Regions from separate parts of the Mus musculus genome. Here region 2 is linked to region 1. Evidence: chromatin contacts called from ENCODE Hi-C or POLR2A ChIA-PET data. All regions are on one chromosome and are shown on one strand. Each heading gives the region's core, a stretch centred on a gene start or an enhancer-like site at or near the end of the contact. The rest is flanking DNA. Distances are from core to core; before and after follow the strand shown.

Region 1 (4,647 bases), core at 685-3,184:
CTAATTAAAAAGGAAACTTTTCATTTCCTTGTGTAGTGCTATACAAAACTAAGAGTCTGGGGAGATGAAGAAAGCAAAACAAGGAAAGAGAAAGGGGAAGATTCCTCCATTTAATCCCAATGTAAAAATGACTTTATAGCACATCTCAATCCAAGAAGCAACAGAATGGATCAGTGACCGTTTACTGCTGTGATCCTAGTTCTCACGAGGCTGAGACAGGAAGACTGGGTGGTTAAGTCTGGACCACAGAGAAAGGCTCCTGTCTCAAAATACAAAGTAAGACAACTCTAGTAATTTTTTTATCATATGCTTCTATTACCAAAACTCTTGCTCCAATCCTAAAAGACTCTTACAGAACATAAGCCTTTAACGCCCTCAAAGACTTATATTATGGCCACGATTGATTTAAAAAGGGGGAATTTAGGCCGGGGTGGGAGTGGGGGGGGGTGTGGTTTGCATTCACCTTTAATCCCATCGTTCTGGAAGCAGAGGCCTGTGGATCTGTGTGAGTTAGAGGCCAGCTATCTACAAATCGAGTTTAAGAACTGCCAAAGGCAGCCGGGCGTGGTGGCGCACGCCTTTAATCCCAGCACTCGGGAGGCAGAGGTAGGCGGATTTCTGAGTTCGAAGCCAGCCAGGGCTACACAGAGAAACCCTGTCTCGAAAAACCAAAAAGAAAAGAAAAAAGAAAAAAGAAAAGAACGCCAAGGGCTATAGAGAGAAGTCCTGCCTCGAGAAACTAAAGAGGGAGAGTTTGATGCTTAACATGAAACACCCAGCAGATTTGTCAGTTCTCCCGTTATAAAATGCTACTCAAGATAGAAACAATCAAAATTTTCTATTCCACTTTTCACCTTCAAAATCAAATTGTAATTATGAAGTTTTTTTTAAATTAGAAAATAATGTTTTCCCATCTCCAAATCACTAATAAAATCATCATAGTTGCTGAGATTTACAGGACCCAAAACAACAAAATAGCCACTCTCGAAGGCTGCGGTTGTCAATCACCTCCTACGTCCTAAAAATCTCGCTTCTCAACTCGAGTGCGCGGAGGCCCTGCCAGCCTCAGGTGTCCGCGAAGGGTCTCAGCCCCGGGAACGAGCTGTTATCCACGGAACTACCCTGCAGACCCCAGGCCCCCACCACTACCTTTACAGACAAATACTCCTCAATGGAATGTCCAGACAGATCTTCCTCCTCCTACTCAGATACCCCTCCCCCTCCCATCGTGGGTTCCACCGCCACACTCCCAACAGCGTCCACTAGGTGGTCCCTGGACCCCTCCCAGCACCGTGATGCTTCCTCTAGCCCCCTCCCTGCACCACGACGCTTCCTCTAGCCCCCTCCCCACGTTGCGAGGTTCTCCTTAGTCCCCCTTCCTGCACCGGGATGCTTCCTCTAGCCCCTTCCCTGCACCGCGAGGCTTCGCCTTGCCCATTCCTCGGCCCCACCCCCTCACGGCAAGGCTTCCCCTCACGCCCTCCCCGCAAGGCCAGGCTCCCTCCCCACGACTACCAGGCTTCCCCTCTCCCTCTCCCACCTACACTCCCCGCTTCCCAGCCCGCAGAGCGGCGCAAGCCTTGGGCTCACCTTGCGCTTGCGAGCCTCGGCAGTTCCGCTCCACACGAAGCACTGGTAGATGGCCCGCAGGTTTTGCTTCCAGTTGTCCACCTTGAAGCTGCCCAGGTGCGAGCAGCCAGGCGGCGGTACCGCCAGCTCAGCGTCCATGGCCTCGACCTCAGGCTCCGGCCTGGCCACCATGGCGGGCAAGGCCCGGGCGCGCGGGGCAGGCGGCGACGGGGGCGAGGACGACGCCAGGGCGGCGAGAACAAAGCTGGGGGACAAAGACCGCGTTGAGAACTCAGGCAGGCTACAGCAGCACCCACCGCACGCGCAGCACCCTCTGACTTCGAGGAGGGCGGGGCGAGGCTGGGCGGGACAGGGCGGAGCTGTCCGCGGGAAAGGATAACGTCACCCAGGCCGGCGGCCTTAGTGCGCAGGCTCCGCTGCTCTAGACCCCGCCTATCAGCCCTCCTCTCGCCCGCTGGCTCCAGAGAAAAGCCGAAGGCCTCGGGTTGGGTCAACAGGGTCCCGCCCTCGCGTCACACCATTGGTGGTTTGCCGGTCTAAGACACGGTCTGCGCCTATTATAGGCTTTCGAACCGCCTCCGGAGACGCCAGCGATTTGACGTTTCGAGTCTCTCCTTGGAAGGCGGGGCGTGCTGAGGATTGGGTAAAACTGAGTGTCAGTCAGGCCACTGAACCGGTTTGCACCGGCCTGAGCTCTGCCGCAAAGAGGCGGGGCGACGGAGGGGTGGGGCAGGGTAGGGCCTGCGTCTGCGAGTTCTCTGAAAGGAGGGTTTCTAGGTTCTGTTTGTTGGTCCTTGGAGTTCCTAGTGTGGGCGTTTCTGCAGAGACTGCCATCTTGGCGACTGTGTTGGGTACCGCAATGCCACAGCTGGAGATTGGGCGTGGCAAGAATACAGATCTTCCCTTCCCTAGGATATTATTCAGCGTTATCCTATTGAACTAGAATGCCAACTGGTATACGAATTTTTTTAGTGGCTACATTTTGTACAATATTTTGCACCAAGAAAGATAAAATTAATTTTAACAAGCAGTCAAATAAAGACAGAATATCAAGTCAAATTTTTACATTGGCTTTGAAATATCGTGTTATACAGGTTTGGTATAGCAATTCAATTTGTACTAGCCACATTACACTCTATTATTAAGTAGGAACAGTATAGAGCTATGATGCATTTAGCTCTCCTATCTGAGGGTTACACAGATGTGCAGCAAACCAACTCAGAAGAGAAAATATTGATCTTCTGCCCTACAAATTGTATATACCGAGTAAATAGACACCTCTCTCCTGTTATACCTTAAACAGGATAACAGCTAGGTGTCAAACTCAGGCAGACAGGTACCCATGATGTGGAGCAGTGAAATAATTCTCCAAGACAGAAAAGGCAGAAGAAGTAGAGAGTTCATCGGTGTACTGCAGTAACAGCAGCTAGCAGACAAGACAGCCGAGAAAAATTGCCGACAGGCATTTTGATGTCATGGTTCCGAGGAGCAATTGCAGTTGTGGCTTGTCCAATGAGTACCAGCTTGGTCTTAGAGCAGTGATGGTCGTATTCAGGCTTAGATATGGCTTAGCATGCTATCTTAGTTGGCATTTGAGTATCACCCAGAGAGGAGTTACAGCATAGAGAAGGGGGTGGGTGGGGGTTGGTGTGTCTGTGTATATGAATATTTTGGGAGCTACTCAGGTTGAGGCAGGAGGATCATTTGAGCCCGGAGTTTGTGGTCAGCCAGAGCAAATAGTGAGACTCATAGTAAAAAGAGGAAGGGGTGGGGTGGGGAAGCTGGTAAGATGCATACAGACCATATAGGTTAGAGGCAAATATTACATCATTTTATAGTTAGGACTTGAGCATGAGGGTTTTGGCTTACTAAAGGACTTCTGTGTGTGAATGAGTCACTCAGGGCATATTGTGAGGGAACATACTCACTCACACACACACACAAAACCTTTCAAGTACAGTCATTGTCTTGGGAAGCCCTTGGCTTACATGTGATGCTGTTCAGGTATTCTTATCCCACTGCTGGCTATTTTACTGCAATCCAACACAGGTGGGACAAAACAAAACAGCAACTGCTGCCAAGACTTCCATGATCCGGAAGTTGTGGAGTTTAATGGACGGAAAACTAGAACAAAGACTCCGTGTTGAGCAGTGCATGCCTTTGATCCTAGAACTCAGGAGACAGAGGCAGGTGGACCTCTGAGTTGAGGCCAGCCTTGGTCTACAGAGCAAGTTCTAGGAGAGTGAGAGCTACATAGAGAAACCCTGTCTGGTGGGATGAGGGGGACCTGGGTCTAGGACAAATTAGCAGACATCCAGAGCCCCTTCCTAAAGTGCTTTCCACCACACCCCAAATCTCATACTCCCTCACCTGCCAGGCTTCACCAGAAACTCCCTGTACAGTGAAAGTGTTCCATTGTCACCCTGTTGACAATGGCAGTCACTTTCCCACCCCACCCCCACTACCTGATTCACTTGAAAGAATGTATCACTATATCTGTCAGGGGACAGTTACTTGTTTAGTTTACCTTTTTTTGTTTGTTAGGTATGTGTGTGTGTGTGTGTGTTTGGGGGTGGGTACAGCTTAGACAGGGTCTCATCTTGCCCAGATTGACCTCAAACTCACTCTGTAGCTAAGGATGACCCAACTTCTGTATCCACCTGCTGAGTGCTGAGATTATAGGTACACATAACTATGCCCAGTGTGTGAGGGCCTAGGGACCAAACCCAGGGTTTCATGAGTGCCAGGCAAGTACCCTTAACACTGGTGCCACATTCCCAGCCCCTAGGTTTTTTTACTCCCAATGAAGAGTTGATGAGGATGTAATTTGTGTGTTTTATTTCCTACTCTTTAATGTCTACAAGAATAAAATCAAAATTATCTGCCGATTTATAACTTGGTGATTAGTTAGGGTTACTATTGCTATGATGAAACACCATGGCCAAAAGCAGCTGGGAAGGAGAGGGTTTACTTCACTCACAGTTCCATGTGAGAGTCCATCATAAAAAGCAGAGAGGGCAGGAACTGGAACAGGACAGGAACCTAGAGGCAGGAGCT
Region 2 (4,647 bases), core at 1,580-4,079, 440 kb after region 1:
TCCACTCTTTAGGGCCTCACAGCCGGTCCACAGGAGTGTGTGTGGGCATGGGCATAAGTGATTTGCTAGAATGTTCCCCACTGTTGATAATAGTTCCAGAGTGGCACACAATGGAGGAAGGCGGAGCCTCTGACCTGGCCTTCTGTCTCCTACCTCCTTCTGGCTGGGAACGCTGCAGATGTGGAGTCAACTGGCCTCTGTGCTTCAGTTTCTTCTGGTGTTGGCGAGGAATGAGTTACCAGGCCTGAAACCTGCTTCTACAAGTTCTCAGTGAACCCCAGCTCTGACCACTGCCTCTACATCACCCACTTCTCTCAAAGCGGGGTCTCTTCAAACAGACCCTGACACAGGAATTGGGGTGCAAGGAGTTTTTTGGGTTTCTTTGTTTTGTTTTTCAGAGGTAACCCTAGGAAGCCAGTGGAGACCAAGGGATGCCAGGCAGAAGGGAGCTGAACACCGAGGAGGAGCTAGTCTCTGCTATCAGCCTGGCACTGAAGATCAATGCTCAGGACTGCCCCCAGCACTAGAGTGTAGGACTCCCCCACACCCCCAATCTTTGCTTTTTTATTTGGGCTGAGTACTACTACTGTGCAGAGGAAACTGTGCCGAATGCCATAAAGCAGGATGGGACACTCAAGTTAAGTTAGGAAACAGTGAATAGTTTGTTTTTGTTTTTTTTAACGAGTAGGAACATTCCAGACATTGGGTACATACTTACGTTAAGGAACTATTCATTGCTAGTGTGAGAATAGGTTTAGCTGGGTTCCTATGCTTTTGAAGTGGGAATGGATAAGACACATTTGTTAGCTGCTGCCTGGAAGATCGTCTGGGACCTTGATCTGGGAGCCTGAGTCCCCACATGGGTGTTTCTGCCTCGTGAGTTGGCATCTCTTTCCAGCAGCTGCTGATTCTCTTGGGGTTTTGTTTGTTTCTTTGTTTGTGGTTGTTTTGTTATTGTTTATTTTTTAGATAGGTTTTCCTGTATCCCAGGCTGATCTCGCTCCACCTATGTGGCCCAGGATGAAATCCTGGCCCACCCTGCCTCTACTGACCAATTGCTGCGACTGTGTCTGCCGATGTGCCCGGATCGTGCCCGGATCTCCTGGGGCACTCATAGGTTCTTAGTCCTCTACGCAGCCACAAGCACGGCCAGCAGAGATTCTAGGAGCAGAATAACTAGCTTCACTTCCTGTGGAATCTGGACCTGGAATGTCTCCCAAAGGCCATGTGTGAAAAGTCCCCAGACTACAGTGCTATTTGGTTTGGAACTTTTAGGAAGTGGGCCCATTAGAAGAAAGTTAGGTCATTGGGGCCACACCCTTGAAGAGAATATTGGAGCCTCAGTCCTCTCTTGGGGTGTTTCCCGGCTTCCAGGAGATGAAGTTTTATCCACCACACCTCTGGCTGTGATGTACTATGCTAGTTACAACAGGTCCTTTGAAACTGTGAGTCAAAATTAACCTTTCCTCTTTTTAAGTTCATTTTCTCAGGTTGTTTTGTCACAGTGACCAAAAGCTAACACACTTACTAATTCAGGGATGGTGTTCGTGTGTGTGTGTGTGTGTGTGTGTGTGTGTGTGTGTGTGTGCCCGCCCTGAGGAGGGAGGGGATACTGACGGTGGCCCCATCTTGAGAGTGTCTGGAGCAGAAGGAGAAAGCAGTTCTTATTTGAGGGGTCATTGGGGAACTGGGGATGAAGCCAAAGGTCCCGTGTGTACAAAGCGCATGCTCTACCATGCAGCACACGCTGATCTGGCAATTTCTTCCTAATGCTCGCTCTGTCGGTCTGTTCATTACATCATGGTGTGAGGACAACTTTAATTCTTTCTCAAACACTGCATTGTCTCCTACAGACTCTGTCCCCGTACTGAAATTAATGTACTGGATAGAGAGATTCTGCCTGACCTAGAACTTGCATCAATCTTTCTGCCACCGCCATCTGGATAATGGGGTTACAGGTGGACAAGACTAAATTTTATTTAATTAGCAATTTTTGAACATGTACAGAAATATAAAGTATGAGTCCCTACCACACAGCCACCAGTGTGTTTGTTTGCTTTGTTTTTATTATGCCTTTTTTATCTATCTATCTATCTATCTATCTATCTATCTATCTATCTATCTATCTATCTATCTTTAAGGCAGGGTCTTATGAAGCTCTGGCTGGCCTGTAAATCACTTTGTGGAGCAGGCTGGCCTGGAGCTCAGAAAAAGCTGCCTCTAGTTTCCTAGCTCTGGAATTAAAGGCACAGGCTGCCATGCACAACTACATCTGTCTACATTTCAATGTGAAGAAGGAGGAGGAGGAGGAGGAGGAGGAGGAGGAGGAAGAGGAGGAAGAGGAGGAGAAGGAGGAAGTATTGTAAAAGAAAGAGTAATGGTCTGTGAATTTTTGTTTCATTTTCTGTGTCTCTTTTGTTTTGTTTGAAACACAATATCACTATGAAACCATGGGTTTCCTTACGAGCATCTGAATTAGAATTTAAATTCTGAAGAATTGCCATCTTTGGTTGGGGTGCAGTTCAGTGACAGCGGGTTGACCCCAAACCAAATCAAACCTGCTGTCCGATTGTTTATCCATCTCCTTTAGGAAGAGAGCAAGCTTTCTTTGACTGAGGCCAGGCTCCTTCAGCGTTTGGTCGCGTTCTTGGTTGGCAGTACTTGTTTGTATTGTTACCTCAGTGAGCCTGACCCATCAGAGCTTTTTAAAATACACACATACACATTTTATTTAAATCAGATAATGGGAGAACAATTTGTGAGTTCCTGGGGTGGAAAATTCCCGAGCGCAGGAACCGCAAGGCAGAAGCGCCCCCAGCTGGCCGCTCCTGGCCAACTGCCCTCGCGACCGCGCCCTGTGATGCTGGGGGGTGGGGGCGCTGAGATGGGGGAGGACTGGGGGAGGGGGGTGTCTAGAGAGCTGTGGGGCTGAGATACTGCGGGAACGGGGTTAAGGGATTGTAGAGTCGGGAACTGGGGAACTAGGGAGCAGAGAGACTAGGAGTGACGGCCACCTGTGAGGCTGGGGAGCTGGGCGTGGTGGGTGGGTGGGGGATGGGGAGCTGGGGAAGCTGGGATACCAAAAGCTGGGTCGGGGTGGGTGCTGAGTCCGCAGAGCTGGGGGGGGGGGGCTGGGTCTGAGGGCAAAACTGGAAACTTGGAGATTGAGTTCCGTGGGTTGGACAGTTGGGGGTCTGCACCCTACCCCACCCTGCCTGCAGCTACCACACACACTTTACTTTCTGGTCTCTGTGTGGGTCTCTACATCTGAGGAAACTCAGCCTGGGTGGCCAAATGCCTGCGCTGGGCTGGGTTTTGGTGGTTTGAGCATCCAGAACGGCGGCAGGAGGGAGGCCTAAGGTGCCTGCCGCAAGAGGGCAGAAGGGCGGTGGTGCTGTTTGCACATCGCGGGGAAAGTGCTCGTCCCTGCGCATGCGGCTTCCCACCGCACTCCTACACGTTGAAACTGTCCGTTGTGGACCGAGTAAGGCGCACCCTGGACGCCTGGTTCTTGAGCCTGTGAAGGGATGGGTCTCTCTACTCAGTGAAAGAAACTTAAGGAATTTTTTTACTTAACTGGTACCTGAAGAGGGTGGTGTGATGGTGGAGGATAAACCGATTCGAAGGAGGGTTTGGGCAGAAAGTCAAGAGAGTCAAAAGGCAAAGGGAAAGCGGTGAGTTGGAAGTTGTCTAACGTTTGTACAGCCTTGGCTTCCATTCCCAGAGCTTTTCTTTTTTAAGTGCACTTAGGAAAAAAATCTAGGCTATATTGATGACTTAGAGGAGAATAGACTCAAGAACCTGCCCAAGCGCACTGTGGCAGTGAGAATGCTCTCACGTGCTGGGACACACACACACACACACACACACACACACACACACACACGGATAGGTAGGTAGGTAGATATAGACAGACAGAATGGTAGAATGGGAAAGCCAGGCGTGGTGGTACATGCTTTTCATCCCAGCATTCAGATGGCTGAGGGAAGCAGAACTCACCAGTTTGGCATACATACCCATGCAGAGTGACCCCGTCTCAAACAAACGAACAAACAAACAAACAAACAGAAATAATATGGAGAAAAAAAAATCTGTCCTCACCACCTGCAGGAGGCTCTAGCTTCTGCACCTGCAGACTTTTTCTCAAAACACACTCACATGCACATAAAATACACAAATATTTACCTAAAAATTTAGGGGTGCAAGGATTGTCCCATAGCTTTATTAAAAATGGTTAATAAATAGTGTGTGTGTGTGTGCGCGCGCGCGCGTGTGCACACGTGGAGGATAGAGGTCAATGGGTGTTTTCCTTGGTTACTCTTTTTTTTCAAGATTTATTTTTAATTATGTGTGTCTTCATTTGATTTCTGTCGCTATGATGAAACACCAGGGCCAAAAGCAACCTGGGGAAGAAAGGGCTTATTTGGCTCACATCCCATCATTAAGTCAGGGCAGGCATTCAAGGTGGAAACCTGGAGACAAGAACTGAGGCAGAGACCAGGGAGGAGAGCTGCTTACAGGATTGTTCCCCATGGTCCTTTTGCCCCTACGACCACTAGCCTAGGGGTAGCACTGCTCACAGTGGCTGGGCCTTCCCACATCAGTCATTAATTAAGAATATGTCTCGGGCCGGGTGCGGTGGCATAC

The links. A loop is a pair of places that touch in the nucleus more often than their neighbours do. ChIA-PET counts read pairs that join two places held with the same protein, here RNA polymerase II (POLR2A).
Region 2: a loop to region 1 is called in a map of heart, with 2.2 times the contacts of the local background. The contact joins the enhancer-like site here to the promoter of Usp22 in region 1. A Hi-C loop is called at or near these places in 3 of 37 maps with a recorded cell type or tissue (heart and left cerebral cortex). POLR2A ChIA-PET finds 5 or more read pairs at or near these places in 2 of 5 experiments (both embryonic stem cell).

Annotation. Positions count from the first base shown.
Region 1 is chr11:61,173,125-61,177,771 of GRCm38, forward strand. Usp22 (ubiquitin specific peptidase 22) reads right to left here and starts at 1,935. Exons shown (of 13, transcript NM_001004143.4): 1 at 1,591-1,935. The coding sequence starts at 1,761.
Region 2 is chr11:61,617,109-61,621,755 of GRCm38, forward strand. No RefSeq gene overlaps it. Among named protein-coding and RNA genes, the nearest start is that of Grap, 34 kb to the right of the region's middle. Within about 2 kb of position 2,830, at least 3 of the 3 ENCODE cell types and tissues checked have a DNase peak (open chromatin) inside an H3K27ac peak, as active enhancers do; they include heart and left cerebral cortex, where a contact is called at or near this core.